Regions from separate parts of the Homo sapiens genome. Here regions 2, 3 and 4 are each linked to region 1. Evidence: chromatin contacts called from ENCODE Hi-C or POLR2A ChIA-PET data. All regions are on one chromosome and are shown on one strand. The core of a region is the stretch at or near the end of the contact, and the rest is flanking DNA. Distances in the headings are between cores, read along the strand shown.

Region 1 (3,935 bases), core at 1,050-3,549:
GGCCTATGTGCTTATAAACTCAAGTGAAGGCCCATTTGCAAATACTAGAACATATCCATTTTAGTCAGCATTGTGCCTAGTACATCTTAGGCATCTATGTGTTTGCTTGGCAAAGGAAAGGGGATGGCAGGACACACTAGACAGAGACAAACAGTGTTGAGGTGTCACGTAGAAAGGGCTGTCCTTCATTTTTAGAGAGACGCAGTAAGAGTGGAAAGATAAAAGGCATCAGACTCATCACCAGGGATCTGCAGAGGCAGTTGCTTGAGGAAATTAACCTTCATTTATCTGTTTCCTTCATCTTTAAAGATAGTATCTGCTTTCCCAATCTCAGAACAGTACAGGATTAAGTGAAAAACCGCAAAAGCTTTCTACAAAATAAGGTATCATTAACAATGTTATCCTAACACTGCTTTGGAGAACACAAGGTTTTCTCTCTCAGACATCTGGCAGAAAGTGTTCCAAGAAATATTTGCTAGAAACAACATCACAATGTACTACTGACTAGATTTAAGCAACTTTTAGTCCAGCAAAATCAGGCCTATTTTGTTTCTTAACCTACACAGGTTACAATTAGCATGTTGTTTGGTAGGGACTTAGTAAAAGCCCTAGAAAAAAAAAACAAGAAAATAGTCCTCTCAAGGTGGGGAATATTGAATACACTTCTCTCACATTGCTCCCTCAACTTTCTTCCCAAAGGGGAAGTAGGGCTCAGAGAGATGAGACAAACATGCCCCACCCCAAATAGTGAAGAGGTCTCCGAAGCATCCTACACCATCTGTTAACGTTCCTGTTTATAAGAGCGAACGATATGGACACACACCCTTTAGGGAGGTTATTCACCACCCACCTGCTTTGCAAGCGTTTAAGAACTCACACAGGGGCGTTACTTACGAAAAGAACGCTTGTTATGTGACTAAACCAACAACCATCACAGAAACCCTTTCCATCCACTGCCCCCCCAAATCTCAACATTTCATCTTCCTGTTTCCCTTCCTACGTTACAAGTGCCAAGGTAACAATGTTTTGAACTAACGTCATACCCCCACTTCCGACAAAGTTTTTTCAGCTGCTACACCACGTGCGTTCCCACAGTCCGGGAAGAGGGAAGCGTGTAGCCATTGGTGGACACTGAATGGCTGTTTGCAGCCGTGGGCACAGAGAGGGGGAGGAAGACGTGGGACTAAGACCCAAGTTTCCCGGAGACGATTGCAACATCTCTTTGCTGGCATGTGGCCAACAGGAGCATGGCGTCTTTCCCATGCCCATGTGGGAAGGGCGTCAGGGACAGACACCTGACCCTTCCTGGCAAGAAGCTTTTCTATCTTTCCCTCCCCGTCTCCTTCTAGCGCCCTCCTCTTCCCCAAAGGAAATGCTCTCCTTTCCCAGATCCCAAGCAAGGACCCCAAAGCGCCAGGCCCACGTGTCGGTCCTTCCCCTACATCCATCCCTACCCAAGGTCCCCTCTCCCAGACTGCCTCTCCTTTCTTCTCCAAACGCAGGCATTTTCCACCACGCGAATCCGCAACAGTGCCCGTCTGGGAGACAGAAGTTAAGACCTAAACTTTCTGGCCCGGAACCAGAAGGGAGATGCACACGGCCGCCAGGAGCGCAGGGCGCAGCGCGCTCACCTGGGAGCGCCGGCAAGGGAGGCGGCCAGCGCTGGGGACCCGGAGACCCCTGGGGACCCGGAGATCCCTGGGGACCCTGTGCTGTCAGCGTCTCCAGCCCGGGTGGGAGATGTAGCGCGAGCTGCCCACACGTGCTCCGCGGCCGGCTGGGCCCGCCCCACTACGGCAGCCCCTGCCCTCCCTGGCCTGACTCACCGAGAACTTTTTTCTCCGCGTCTTCGCTGCCGGCGGCGGTGGCTAAAGAGGCGGCGGCCGCGGTGCCCGTGGCTGCGGGGGCCGCGTCCCCACCGGGGTTTCCTGCGACGTGGGCGGCGGGCGCCGGGGCCGCGGCCTGGGGCGCACCGCTGCCCACCGGGCTCTTGGGCGCGGGGTCCTGGGGAGCCGCGGCGGCCGCCTCCGTCGGAGCCTGCGGGAGGGTGGTGGTGGTGGTGGTGGTGGCCTCGCCCGCCTCACTCATGCCTCCTCCTCCTCTGCTCTCGCTCAGGCGCCTCGGTGGCGGTTGGTCGGCGGTTAGCGCGGCTGGTGGTCGCGGCGGCCGGGGCTCGCTCTCGGGGAGGCCGGGGCGGATCTCGCGGCGCAGGCGGCGGCGGCCGAGGTGGGGTCGCGCGGCGGAGGCGGCTCGAGCTTCGTGCTGCGCGCTCTCTCTTGGGCTCCTCGCTCGATCTTACTGCCCCAAAAATGGCCCCGCACAAGTTTTTCTAGGCGGCGCACCGGCCCGGGAGGGAAGGGCGGGCGAGGGGAGAGGGTGGGGAAACTTGGCTCGGGAGTCGGGCCCTGGACTCTCATTAGCATTTAAAGGCGCCCGGTGCGCTTTCTATGGCTCCAATCCGCCGGGACGCGAGCGCGCGGGTCGCGTTGCAGAACCAAGGAAAGCCAGGGTGAACGGGGCGCCCGGGTTGTCTTCTGGAGCGTTCCGAGGAGCCCGCGCTGCTGACCCTTTGTTGGAGCGGGGTGCATTGGCTCTCCTCCCTCAACCCGTCTTGACACCCGCAGCTGACAAGGAGAGGTAAAATAGGGCACCCAAACTACTCTGCGCTTTACCCTCTCAAACACTTGTTTTTAAATCCTTTGCATCTAGTCAGTCATTCAACATGTATCAAGCACCAGCAGCTATTCGTAGCACAGCTGTTAAGACCTGGAATAATAAAACCTTAAGACTATTTGGCAACTTACTCCTGAAAGGTAATATACGGATAATTTCATCTGTAACACGCAGATGAGGAAATTGACCTCACAGATTTAATGTAAATTCAGAGTTTACACCAATTTAACCGCAACAAATAAGGAGCTGTCAATATATATTTAATAAGGAACACACACAAAAAAAGCTGAATAAATCCACTTCCTACCTTCTGCTCCAGTTGCCTCTGCCAGCTGGTGAAAGCTTAAGGAACTGAGCCCTCTTAGCCTCGAGGATGAGAGGTATAGAGAAACAGATCACCCAATAAACATTATTCCCAAGTTGAAGAGCCCACATGCCCTTTGAGAATGGGCTGGATGGTAGTAAACACAGGGCCAGAGGGTCTGGGATCTGTACCCAAAGACTGTCTGGAATACAGGACTATTTGGCCCCTAGGGTTCAGACAGACTAGGTATAAATTCTGGCTTTGTTTTTTATTAACCAGGTTAACTTGGGACAGAGATTCAATGTCCCAGAGTCGGTTTCCTGCTTTATGAGAGGTTCTCAAAGGTGACATGAAAAGTAGATGAGATTATCATGTGTCACTCCAGTGTCCGGTCCACCTAAAGCTCCTTTGTTTTGTTTGTTTTTTAAGTTATTGCCTGTTCCCTCAAACAATTTACCAAATTTTTTTCCAGGAATATGTCTGTAATGTCGATGTCTACCTTAACATCAGTAGGGTAACTATCAAGTGTAATTCATCTTTGTATCTCCACTGGTTAGTACAGTACGTAGCACAGAGTTTGGACATAGTGAATGTTTACAAAATGAAAACAGACCAAATTCTTCCAAACTCAATTACTTATCTGCACATTTGCTATCAATTATTATGAAACTTTCCTGAATTCTTACTTTCTTATTTCATCCACAAAAAACACAAAGAAAATAAGTTATTTGAAAAAATAGCAAATTATGTAATTTTGAGCTTTTCTATGTAATTCATCAATATTTAAAAAATTACAAACTCTTAAATGTTAGATTCATATTTTAGTTTGACTTCAGTATGGAGCATACAGTGATGTTATATAAATGTAGATGCTTTTAAAATGCTGGTCTAATTCTAAGAATGATTAAATTATTTCTTCATGTGAAAGATTATGGTCTTAATTACAATTAAATTATAA
Region 2 (3,935 bases), core at 1-2,500, 1.8 Mb after region 1:
CCGTCACCACCCAGGTGGCCTCGCTGCTTACACCAAAGGCGAACTGGGGATAATGGGAACAGTCAGGCCAGGGCCCCACTTGGCAGGCGTGTTGTGTAACAGTCGCGCCTGGAAGTGAGCAGCTTCGCCCGCAAAGGTGCCGCGTCCCGCGGCGGCCGCTCCTCTCGGCGGGGCCCGGTCCAAGCGCCGCGCAGCGGCCGGGAGCGCACCCACTGCGACCCCGCGCCCGGCCGCACGCCCCCTTCCCGCTCCGGCCAGCCTCCGGCCAGGCCTACACCCCCGCTTCAAACGCTCCTGCGGCCCCCGGCCGCGGTCGCCCCCACGCCGCCTCCCGAAAGGGTGGCCGGTACGCCCGGGAAGGCAGAGACGGCGGGGCTGGAGCGCGGCGCCCGGCACCGGGAGTCGGGGCGCGCTGCGGAGCGTCCATGCGGCCGGGCGGGAGGGCGCCCCGGGCCCCGCACCCTCCCGCCCGCACACCCCGCGCGGCCCGCCAAGGCCACTTACTTTTGGGGCCGCCGACCTCCCAATTCCCTCAGAGGGAAACGAAAGTTGTCACGGCGTCTCCCCTCGGGCCCCCCTCGCCTCCCGGACTTGCGAGGCGCCGCCGCGGAGCCGAGAGGGCGGCTGCGCTCCCGCTCGCGTCCCGTCCCGTCGCTCTCCTCCTCCTCTTCTTTTCAGTATATTATCTTCTCCTTCTCTGAGGGGTGGGTTGGGGCGGGAGGCTTAGGAAGAGAGGAGACGCTCGCAACTTTTCTTCACTCTTTCTCTTCCACCCTCCCCCCCATCAGCCTTCAAAAAAAATGTCGAAAGAGATGAAGAACTTAGGGAGGTAAAGGTGGGGGGCCGCGTTGTGAAAGTGGGGGTTGGGGGGGAGAGAGAGGTGGTAATAATCGTTTAAAAACTGATTAAAGCCCCCCAAACACTGATACATAGAAAGAGGGGGAAAGGCGGGGGGGTGGGGTGGGGGGTTGGGGGAAAGAGAAAGAGTCGCTGGTCAGGAAACTTCAAGCGCGGATGAGGTCATTGGTTTAAAAATAAAGAGATGGCGTCACTTGAAACCAATCCCAGTGAATGAACTCAGCGGAGCCCCGGGGAAAGGAGGAGACAGGCGAGGGCAGGGCGGTGGGCGCCGGGCGGGGCCGCGCGCTCGCCCATCCCGCGGCCGCCCGAGCCCGGAGCGCGGCTCCGCGCCTCGTTCCGGCCGCTCGGGGAGGGGTCAGGTCATGTTCCCTTCCAGAGTCCGGCGACTCTGAGGCAGGTTCCGCGGGCGCCGCTGGGAGGAGCCGGAGCTGCCGGAGGAGGCGGCCCCGCGGCCTCCTCCCCCACCTCTCCCTCCTCCTCCTCCTCCTCCCGCGCCCGCGCGCCCGCCCCCTACCCCCGGGCTCGCGGCCCCGACCCCCGGGCCGGGGTGTCCGCCTCCAGTGCTGCGCCCCAACAGGTATCGGAGGGTTTTCTCCCTCACCCAGACGCAGAACCTTTCCCTCCTCCTTGAGCTGTTTCCAGCTGCCTCACCAACGTCAAAAAACGCAAACACTGATTTGAGAGAATTACACTCGCTCTGTAAAAAGTCTGGCGAATGCAAAAGGCAAGGCTCTGCCATCTCTCAGGAGAGAAGTTACAGGTACTTCAAGAAAAATCACACTACTGTTGTCAGGCATTCAGCTATCTATATGTTTATGGTTGAAAGCCCCCACATAAATGTTCCTACATTACTTTACTTTGCTTATATTTACAAATACAAGGATAAGCAGCCTACATTTTCTTTAAAAATGTTTTCTACAGGAGGCAGCGCAGAAACATCTTTAAATAAGACCAGGGGTTAACCGCCTCTTGAGAGGTACAAAACCCTTGTTGATTTAACTCCACATACCTCGTGCATTTTATTATTTGAATTCATTAAAATGTCTGTTTTGAGATGACATTATGCACTTTGGAAAACGAGAGACCTGAGGTGGTGACAAACCAGGACTTGGAATCACTGAATAGGACAATCGGAGCTTTATTCCAATGTTCTTTGAGCATTTGAGCATGAAGCTGCTTCTACTGAGAAGTACTCACGTGGATATCACATAACAAAGATGTGATTAATGACGGAAAAGCACCCTGCGAGTGGACTGCTCCATGAGCCAGAATTTATGTGTAGGAATAATCTAACTCTTCAAATATTCCATTTACAATGTGCCGGATTGGGACACTAGACCCTAAAGGCACTGTTTGCTGTGGGATATCCATGTGCACCCTGCCTAAAGCACGTTTTTCCACTAGCAAAAGAACTGATAAGCAGGTTTGGGTGGGTTCGAAAGATAATACACCCCTGTTACTACTTTTCTGCCTTTAAGTCCTGCAACTAAAGGCATTCCTTATGATTGGTAATCATTGAAGGTTAGTGTTGCGGGGTATGGCCCTGGGAACTTCTGGCCCATCTTTTATAGGAGGGAAAAAAAAAGCCCATTTGAAGATGGGAGGCACCCTAGCACCTCTGGCAGTAGTAGGTAAAGCCTGAAGGCCACAGATGGAGAAGCAACTTTGAGCCTGTGCCTCTGGCCTCTTGAAGACTTTGCTAGGGGAAGCAAATCTCTCCCACTGCTCCCTGTCCTCTGGTGGCCAGGAGGTGTTACTGCAGCTTCCTTGGGATTATTTGTGCTCTACCAGGAAACCCCTAAAAATCTAACTGTAGACCTTTGTTGGAGGTGTTGGGATTTTTAGGAAGGAAGAAGAAGATAGTCCTTTTACTAGTGGTACAGAGCATGGATCTTGCCTGGAGGAAAGATTCATGAGAATTAATGGTATCCCCTTTGCATGCCAAAGTTCCAGTAACCTTGCTTTAACTGACATGGCTTGAAACGTTTCTCCCCTTTCCTCAGTTACACAATTAAGTTTGTGTAATGTATGATGTGGTGCCATCATAGCTATCATAGAAGTCTCTCAGGGTATTTCATCTATTTCTGGAAACAAGACGTATATTAAAGCTCATTAAAAACGAAATCAATGATTGAGTGATGTACAATATTGGTTAAAAGAGTCAGGGGGCCGGGCGTGGTGGCTTAAGCCTATAATCCCAGCACTTTGGGAGGCCCGAGGCGGGTGGATCATGAGGTCAAGAGATCGAGACCATCCTGGCCAACATGGTGAAACCCCGTCTCTACTAAAAATACAAAAATTAGCCAGGCGTGGTGGTGGGCGCCTGTAGTCCCAGCTACTCAGGAGGCTGAGGCAGAAGAATCACTTGAACCCGGGAGGTGGAGGTTGCAATGAGCCGAGATCGCACCACTGCACTCCAGACTCCAGCCTGGCAACAGAGTGAGACTCCATCTCAAAAAAAAAAAAAAAAACAAACAAACAAAAAAAAACATCAGGGGAGAAAAGGAGCAATGTAGGCTGGGATTATCAGGGAAGGCACCTTATAAAGAGTTTTGACCTTATCCTTGAAGGACAGTTCAGATTTAGTTTGCAGTGAAGAAGCCAGTGGAGGGAAGATTCCAGAGGGCAAATGGCAATGAGCCAAGACATGGAGGTGGAATGAATAATGAGTAAGGTGTATTCAAGTGACAGAAGAGTAAACCCAGTAGCAGTAGAAATCGGTATTTAGCAATTAGGTATGAGGTTAAATTTAAGAGATACAGAGGCACATTGTGGAGGTACTTGAATGTTAGAATAAATAGATTGTTACCTGCCCAGCAGGTGAAGGGGAAACCACTAAACAAGTTTACTTCACCGAAGAGTACATTTCTTTCTTTTACTAAGAAAGGTTTTCTACATACTAACAATAAATATGTGGAAACAGCCCTCTCCCTCTCCCGCTCCCGCTCCCGCTCCCTCTCTTTCCACGATCTCCCTCTGATGCCGAGCCGAAGCTGGACTATACTGCTGCCATCTCGGCTCACTGCAACCTCCCTGCCTGATTCTCCTGCCTTAGCCTGCTGAGTGCCTGCGAT
Region 3 (3,935 bases), core at 1,062-3,561, 1.1 Mb after region 1:
GGAGGCAAAATGACTAAGCAAGGACGTGATAACTGTCCTCACTGTGTTGAGGGTTACAAAATTGGTGTGGGTCATTGAATCAAGTTATGAGACAACATGGGATGTTGGGAAAAGTCAGGGGATCAGGGGCAGGTTGATCCTGAGTCAGTCTCTTAACTTCCAGGCTTCAGCTTCCATCTTTCACATTTTATGATTCTGTCTCCAGCACGTAGAACCTAGAGCAAATTCCTGTTTATACAGAAAGTTTGGATAAGGAGTGGTTTTGCTGAATGGCTACTGTAGCAGAAAAGCTTGAACTGAGTGTTGCTCAAATCAATAAAATCACCTGATGACTAAGCCCTGTTTTCTATTAAACTGAAAAGAGAATGCAACAGACTTCACTGGGCTTTTGTGAGAATTACATGAGGTAATATGTATGAAAGCACCTTATCAACTCTGAAGTACTACCCCGATGCAAGCAGTTATGTTGATTATTGCCATAGCTAGATTATAACTTTTCCAAGAATTAGAATATAATGAAACACACTTAAGCATTAATCTGTCTTCTGTGATTCAGAAGATCCTTCAGGAAGTTACAAAATCTCAGGGTCATGGCCATGGGCATGGAGTAATTCTGTAGAAAAAGATCCTGGCTGTAAGGTATTCTTTGGTTTTTTGGATTCAAATTAAATAGGAGCATATTGACTACATGAAACCCTGAAGGGAATAGAGATCACATACTCTAAGCCCGTCATTGTACAGATGAAGTCACTGAGCCACAGAGAAGCTGAGTGGCCTGCCCAGAATCAAATGTTAATTCATGGCAGATCTGGGAATAAAATCCAGGCTCCTGTCTCCCAACATGTTTGTCATCATTAGTTTAAGAACATCTCAGAAAGTCTGAAACAGGGTCAAAATGTACTGATGAATGTGGCTGCCCATTAAAGCATGGAATTGAAGAAATATTAGAAGTAAGTTTAAGGGCCTGGGTGTGTCACTGAAGGATATGACACAATATACTGGACCTACTCGGGAGAGGGGAGAAGTACAGTAGAATTTTTAGTAACTTTCTTAATCACAGCAGTTCACTTTCTCTGTACAAAATTCTTTTCAAATATTCTCTGAAACTAATTGGCATTAAAAATGCTGATCTTAGTAAATGGCCCTCAAGAGGCACGCTATGCGCACAGGGAATAGTATAATATAGGTGCAGAGTAATGGTCTCTCTCCTTCTCTCCTTTTTTTCCTTTTCCTAATGATCATTAACATCTATATTCTTTGACTTTGTTGAATTAAAGTTGCAAGAGATGGCCGTAAATAAAGCAAGTTATGTATGTGCCTCCCTCATTCTGCCCATGCAGCTTCTGTTCCATTTGCAGCTGTGAGCCGTGTAAGACTCTCAAGACCAAGCACCCATGAGTGCCTGGGAGCAAGTAGCCTGTGAAGGGAGGACTTTATTCCTGGATGCATTAAAAGCAGAGTCCCACCTACACCTCCCTCCTCTTCCCATTTATAAATCTACTTCTCCAGGGATCTACAGATTTTTTGGCTATATTTTTAGTCTGTTGATAATTTGAGAAAGTCTCCAAGGATCTAAGTCTTGGATGGGTAGGAGTCAATTCACTCAGTCTTTTTTGAATCCCTAATGGATGTTCAAAACCAGTCTCAATTCTGGATCTGGATGGGACATGCATGTCGAAGTACAGTGTGATGGATAAGAGCACAGATTCTGGAACCAGATTGCCTGGGTTCAGATCTCCGCTTCTGTCATTACTAGGGTTATGTGACCTTGGGCAAGTCCCTTAAATGCGTTGGGCCTCAGTTTCCTAATCTGAATCCCTATCATAGGGTTGTGTGAGCATGCAGTTGAATGAGCTAATATCTATTCATATAAAGTGCTTAGAGCAGTACTAGGTGCATAGTAGTGCTTAGTAAATGACTATTAAGTAAATTAAATCAGCCTGATTAGAATTGCCTCCAGGTGCAAGGCTCTATCCCATTTAGACACGCTAACACACAAGGTCTTAAGGGCTTTAGGTTTAAGGAAAAGGGGCTTTTTCCCCCCTCAATTCTACACCACAACCTTTTTATTCTATTGAATTACAAAGGAAATAACAGTGGGACTTGACTTTGAACACCAAAGTTTATCCAGCCTCTTTCCAGCTCGGTGAACGTGTCCACCTACTTCACTCTTTATGCTAAAGGAAGAGCAGCGACGCTGATAAATGTATTGAGTGGCCTCGAGCAGGTGGCTTGCTCTGTCAAGATCACTTTTGTATGACTGCTGGGATCACCACAGTCTCCCCTGTAACTTGCTGGGTTCCTCTTGTACATAAGCCGAGGGCATTTGCATCGGTTCCTGGTGAGGGGGTTTCCACACGGTGGCCCTGGTTGCTTCAGGGGCTGGGCTGTGGGAGACATTAATGGGAAGTGAAAAGAGAAACTGTTGTGCTTAACCGGCAGAGCTGTTTGGAGTGTGACTCTTCTTGTATTTAGGGAAAAGATTACTCATGAGTATTTTCTTCCATAGAATATAAAGAACCTCAAATTACTACTTGCATCCCCCACCCCCTTCTCACCCACCTCCCTCCGTTGCAGCGTGTCCTCTGCAGAAACTTCAGCATTTTACTCTCAATTCCCCTCCCAAGCAGGATTCAGTTCTGTATTTGCTTTGGGGCCCATGTTTCCAATAAGCCACCCTGTACTTTTTCCTGTTTCTGCCTGAGCATCTTCTGCTCACTGGACCTCTCACCTCCAGGCACCTTCCTAGGCCTGAGGAACCAGACCTTCACATGTGTCCCCTAATGGGAACTCCCTGTGTGAAGGAGAGGAAGGTCCATAATAACAAATCGCAGCGCCATTCTTGTTCAAAGGTGACACCATTGACAGTAAGGAGTTAGGTTTAAGGTTTTTACCAGTTCAAAAACTGAGATTTTGCTGAGTAACCCTCACTGCCACTCCCACCTCCCTGTGATTCTAGATACGTGTTTTCAAGGTCATTGGAGAGAGCTGGTACTTCCCATATCCATGGACTGTTTTTAATAGGCATCACTTTCTGGCCAGTCAGGAGTCAAAAACAAAAACTTTTAGTGGCTGTATTTTATTCTAAAGATCATAAAGCAGTAATGCACCATAAATTATTATTTGAAATTCTAATTTGTTTCCATGTGAAAAAAAAATTATCCTAAAAACACCAAGAAAAAAGCTCTTAAATGCTCATCTCTAATGATTTCCAGTGCCCAGTAGTTCTTTTTTTGGTGCACTACAAAAAAGGAATTTTGGTTTTGAGGGGACTTCCACAGGTTTAGAGGAAGCCAACTACCATTCCTCAAAACTACACTTTGCAAAGGAGCCACTTGGAAGACAATCATGCCCAGAGGCCCTGGACATTTTCCAGGGCATTTGAGCCGTTTGTTCCCCACTTCAGCAGGTAGGAAGAGCAGCCCCATATAGCAAACCAGATTGTTCTTTGGCATGCCTGGTTTAGGATGAAAGGTAATTTTTTCCAGGATCAAACTGAGGGACACTTTTATAACACACTTGTGAAGTCTTCGTAGCAAGTTTAAGTAACTTATAGTGAGAGACGGAAGCTCCTCTTAGCAACACTGATGCCATTGCTCTGTTTGAGCTATTGATTCACACCATGTGATTTTAGAGAATGAAGATCCATTGAACATCCAGCTTCTTCTGACCCAGCAGTTCTTAAATTTGGTCTCATGTCTCCTTTTGATTCTTAAAAATTAATGGAGACCCCAAAGAGCTTTTGCTTATATGGGTTATAGTTATCTGTAGTTACCATATTATTACATAAATTAAACCTGGGTATTTACAAAATATTTATGAATTTAGCAAGTAAAATAGCCAACTCTATATTAATGCAAACATATTTTAAAATATATTTTCCCAAACCAAAAATAATTTGTGAGAAGAGTAGCATTGTTACACATTTTTGAAAG
Region 4 (3,935 bases), core at 474-2,973, 1.0 Mb after region 1:
AACTGGCCAGGTGTGCCAGTTCGTGGCCTAGAAGGGGCAGCTGTCAGTTGAACTTTGCCCATGTTTTCAGGATTTTATCTCAACTCCTGAGTAGTCTCATCTGGGTGGGAGCACTAGAATTGAAGGCCTGTTCAAAGGTTTTGTGCCTTTAACTGGAGAATTTTTTGGAAGCCCCTTAGAACTGCCAGGCAGCCATGTGGGATCAGGTGGGGGGGACTGGGCTGCTGTGTGGTAGATTTGAGTTCATGTCTCATAAATGGACTCTCCCCGAATCTGAGAGGGTTGCTCCCTAAGTCAACTACTTAATAATTAATGGAAAGGAGATGTGACAGGAATAGCCAATTTCCCTGTCCTGTTTGGTATGACTGTTGGCAATTTGATGATTCCTTCCTTAACCTTGAAGCAATCTCAGTTTGACTGACTCATACTATGGGGAAGATAGTGGCCTTTGAACTCTTGACTCAATACAGTCTTGACCTTGGTTAGATACTACCTTGACCTCTGGATAAAACTGTACTGGGCATTACTATTTTATTGATTGTTCTCTCAACAAAACAACCGTATCTTTAAAAAATTTTTTTATCTTACATGTCTGAAGTAGAAGGTCACCTCTTTTGTAGTGAAAAAATAACTATTTTCCCCATGGTGTGCTGAATGCATGGGTTAAAGCAGGTAGACCAGCTGTCCTGGGTTTTATCCCTATGTGTTTTTTGCTGATTCACAAAGGCATTTAATTTCTCTCTACCACGCTTTCTAGGTCTGCAAAATAGAAAGGGGAGTTCATGACCATCTATGCGTTACTGGGGGATTTTTCTGTGCAAGCGAAAATTATTGATGCAACCAGAGGACTTGCTGCCAGCGTCGAGGGGTGCATTTTACTCCCTCTGTAAAGAGGCCAGCAGTAATGATAGAAACACAGTGCATTTGACTCTGACCTTATATTTGACAACTCTTCCTCTACAATCCTTAAAAAACATGCCTCACCATTTAAGAGACCAGCAGCAGGCCTTCAGCAAAGCCCACGGTCTAGGCAGCCTTTGTAGGCCTCTGGGATTGTGGTGAGAAAACCTTATCCCTCTCTTATTTCCTGATAACTTTACATTTTAGAGGTGTCTGGAAAGAAAGGTGGCAGAAAAGCAGCATAACCTGCTTGACAAGTCCTGTACAAACAGAAGTCCAATGAGGCTGCTGCTCTGGGGTTGCCAAGCTCAAGGAAGCCAATTGTAGTGTGCACAAAGGTGCAAGTCACCAAGGCCTCAGAGAGCTCCAAGGAAGCCTGTGCAAAGGCAGGATTTAGAGTTCTAAGGACGGGTTGTCCAGCGCAGCCCAGCAGAGAACCTAGGTCCATAACTGTGGACTCTCCTGTGAGGGAGCCATGTTGCGGGGTGGACATCTGACAGTTGTCCCTGCTCTGTGAACCTGCGACTTCATCCTACAGGTGCAGAGAATGGTTTTGGCAACTCTCTCCACCGCAGAATGTGGGCGGACTTCTGAGCTGGGTTTGATTTTCCTCTTTTGCTTTGGAGTGTACAACAATCAACCCTTTAGAGCAGAAGTAGAGGAATGGAAGACTTTCCCATGGCCCAAGACCCCTCAGTGGGTTGCTGTTTGCTCTTCCCTAGAATATTATAATGTTCAATTTATGCCTCCAGGAGACCAGAGACACACGTTTCCCAAATGTGGGTACAGGTGGCTTTAAGCTGTTTCTGTGAGTAGAGGCCCAGTGACATGTTCCCCAGTGTAACCCCCTCCTTGGTTTCACATCCCCTCTACCCGATTCTAGGCCAAGCCCCTCCAGTGTAGTTGGTGACCCAGAACAGGTGAAAGTGAGGCTGCCTTTTGTAGCACTGCTCTTTGTGAATGGGAAGTGCTGCTGGGGAGAAATGATTTTAAGTGTGAGCTTTGCTGTTAGGGGCAGCCCTCTTTCTCCACTGCAATAAGAAGAGTCATGACTAAGTCTAGAAAGGCAGGTTTTGATCTTTAGGATACTGTGATGTATGAAATAAAGGTATGTCCTTCTTATTCGGTGTTGCATTGTCAGCACCTAACACAGTGTTTAATTAAAGCAAAAATTTTTGTATTGAAAATATAACTAGGTGGAGGAGTAAGTCAGTGCTACTTAAGTGTGAGTATTTGTCTTCCCTGATCAGATGGTTTTCTACGTACTCAAAATTTCATGTAGTAAGAATGCAGGATGCTTATGGAGAAAAGTGAGTGTTGTTTGTTTCTCCTTAATATTTATATATAAAAGCAAGAGCTTATTAAACTTTTAGACGTCTTTGGAGGTTTGAAATTTCCCACTGTTATTCTTAAGAAGAGAAGAGAAAGAATAATTTTTTTTCTTCTGTCTTATTGGCCTTTAAGGAAAAGCGAATTTCAGAAAAACATGGGACGGAACAGGAAGTGTTTACAGGTTTAGTCATACTTGTTAGGTATGAAAAAGCCCCACTGCCTTCTCATATTGTTTCTTTTATGAACTTAACACTTCCTACTTTGAGAATACCTTCCTCCCCAAGGGCTCAAAGCCCTTCATAGTCATTAATTTGCATCTTGCTAATTTTCTTAAAAAATTAAAATGTTAACTACCATTTAGCTGGTATTCTACCAGCTAAAACTTCCAGCTAAATGCATTTTGTCTGTCTGTATGTATTAGCTCAGTTGAAAATGTGATCCTACTGAAGGCAGTAGGGTAACCGGCTTGTCCCAGTTTCCCTGGGATTTCAGTTTTAGTACTGAAAACCCCACATCCCCGGAACCCCTTCAGTCCCAGACAAACCAGCATGGTTGGGTCACCCAAGAAGGCGACCAGTTCAGGTAGCTCTGCATAAAGAGAAGATGTTCCACCCTGCAGTCCTTACCTTAAATCTAGGCAGCTACCTTAAGAATTGACCTAGACAGCAGTGTGTGCATGGCTCAGTGCAAATCTTTAGCATCACCTGGTAGAAGACAACACTGAGCACACAGTCGCAGAACTAGTGCAGTTCGAGGTACGTGGAAATGTCTCTGCAAAGTAATATTTCTGGTTTCTTGTTTTTTTGTCTACCCTTTTCCCCTTTACTGCACTATATGGTGAAAAACGAAAACAAGAACTGCTAACTACCTGATTTCCGAAACAAGAAGTGTGATCTCAAATATTTCTGTTGATCTCAGGTTTTTCATCTGAAAAATGAGGATGCTGGTCTCAATTTCTAAGGCCCCTTCCTGCCCAAACTTACCAGGAGGAAAGAAGCTGGAAGTAGAAAGCAGGAGAGGTTCAAAAAGAAAATGGGATGCATCTCCTTTAGTAAGCTCTACTCTGGAGAAGGACGTTGTCCTTCAAGTACAAACCTTTTCACCGACTTGGGGAGTTTCCCCCCATTGTATCCCACCCCATCTTTTTCTGCCATCGTGCACTGTGTCGTTTGAATGTGCTGCTTTGTCAGGGCTGGGGGCTTCCTTGGTGCTCCAGCTTGGCCACATCCGACACACAGACCACCCCGTCCTCCTTCTGCCTCTAGAGGACCAAGAACAACCCTTGTTCTGAAAGCACCCTGTCCCTGAGCCTGAACACATGACCCTGGATGTCAGAAGATGCTCTTCTCCATTTCAATTGCCCAATTCCAGCTCTGTAATCATTATGTTAAATGATACAAGTTTCAAAAAATATATATTTCTAATAGACTTTCTATTATCTTCCTTAAATCCACAGTGTCACTTTCATTCTTACTCCTCATTTTGGGGTGAAAGTGTAGAAAGATTGTGGCTTTAGAATCTGACGTACTTTGCTTCAAATTCTAGCACCACTGTGTGACATTGGGAAGCCCGTTCTTTAACCCCACTCAGACTCTGTTTCTCCATTGATGAAATAGAAACATACAGTATCTTATGTGTCTGGCACATGGAAGGTACTCAGCATATTAATATTAACCACTTTGGGCTGGGCGCAGTGGCTCACG

The links. A loop is a pair of places that touch in the nucleus more often than their neighbours do. ChIA-PET counts read pairs that join two places held with the same protein, here RNA polymerase II (POLR2A). Pooled maps may share reads with other maps.
Region 2: a loop to region 1 is called in a map of sigmoid colon, with 7 times the contacts of the local background. The contact joins the promoter of DUSP16 here to the promoter of YBX3 in region 1. A Hi-C loop is called at or near these places in 3 of 168 maps with a recorded cell type or tissue (Right ventricle myocardium inferior, gastrocnemius medialis and sigmoid colon) and 10 of 50 pooled maps.
Region 3: a loop to region 1 is called in a pooled map, with 6 times the contacts of the local background. The contact joins the enhancer-like site here to the promoter of YBX3 in region 1. A Hi-C loop is called at or near these places in 1 of 37 single-sample maps with no recorded cell type and 3 of 50 pooled maps. POLR2A ChIA-PET finds 5 or more read pairs at or near these places in 1 of 52 experiments (activated T-cell).
Region 4: a pooled map shows a loop between it and region 1 (2.8-fold over the local background). The contact joins the enhancer-like site here to the promoter of YBX3 in region 1. A Hi-C loop is called at or near these places in 1 of 168 maps with a recorded cell type or tissue (vagina) and 2 of 50 pooled maps.

The regions. Positions count from the first base shown.
Region 1 is chr12:10,721,024-10,724,958 of GRCh38, forward strand. YBX3 (Y-box binding protein 3) reads right to left here and starts at 2,300. Exons shown (of 10, transcript NM_003651.5): 1 at 1,827-2,300. The coding sequence starts at 2,088. LOC124902876 reads left to right here and starts at 2,029. Exons shown (of 2, transcript XM_047429946.1): 1 at 2,029-2,637. The coding sequence starts at 2,087. RefSeq lists silencers at 1,546-1,945, 2,076-2,175, 2,196-2,415.
Region 2 is chr12:12,561,613-12,565,547 of GRCh38, forward strand. DUSP16 (dual specificity phosphatase 16) reads right to left here and starts at 1,251. Exons shown (of 7, transcript NM_030640.3): 1 at 505-1,251. RefSeq lists silencers at 151-350, 371-490, 521-600, 1,051-1,560.
Region 3 is chr12:11,834,145-11,838,079 of GRCh38, forward strand. All of the region lies in intron 2 of ETV6 (ETS variant transcription factor 6), which reads left to right. Among named protein-coding and RNA genes, the nearest start is that of ETV6, 190 kb to the left of the region's middle. RefSeq lists an enhancer at 2,271-2,500. Within about 2 kb of position 2,312, at least 15 of the 41 ENCODE cell types and tissues checked have a DNase peak (open chromatin) inside an H3K27ac peak, as active enhancers do.
Region 4 is chr12:11,729,213-11,733,147 of GRCh38, forward strand. The region is part of intron 1 of ETV6 (ETS variant transcription factor 6); the gene reads left to right. Among named protein-coding and RNA genes, the nearest start is that of ETV6, 82 kb to the left of the region's middle. RefSeq lists enhancers at 1,204-1,313, 1,554-1,653. Within about 2 kb of position 1,724, at least 22 of the 41 ENCODE cell types and tissues checked have a DNase peak (open chromatin) inside an H3K27ac peak, as active enhancers do.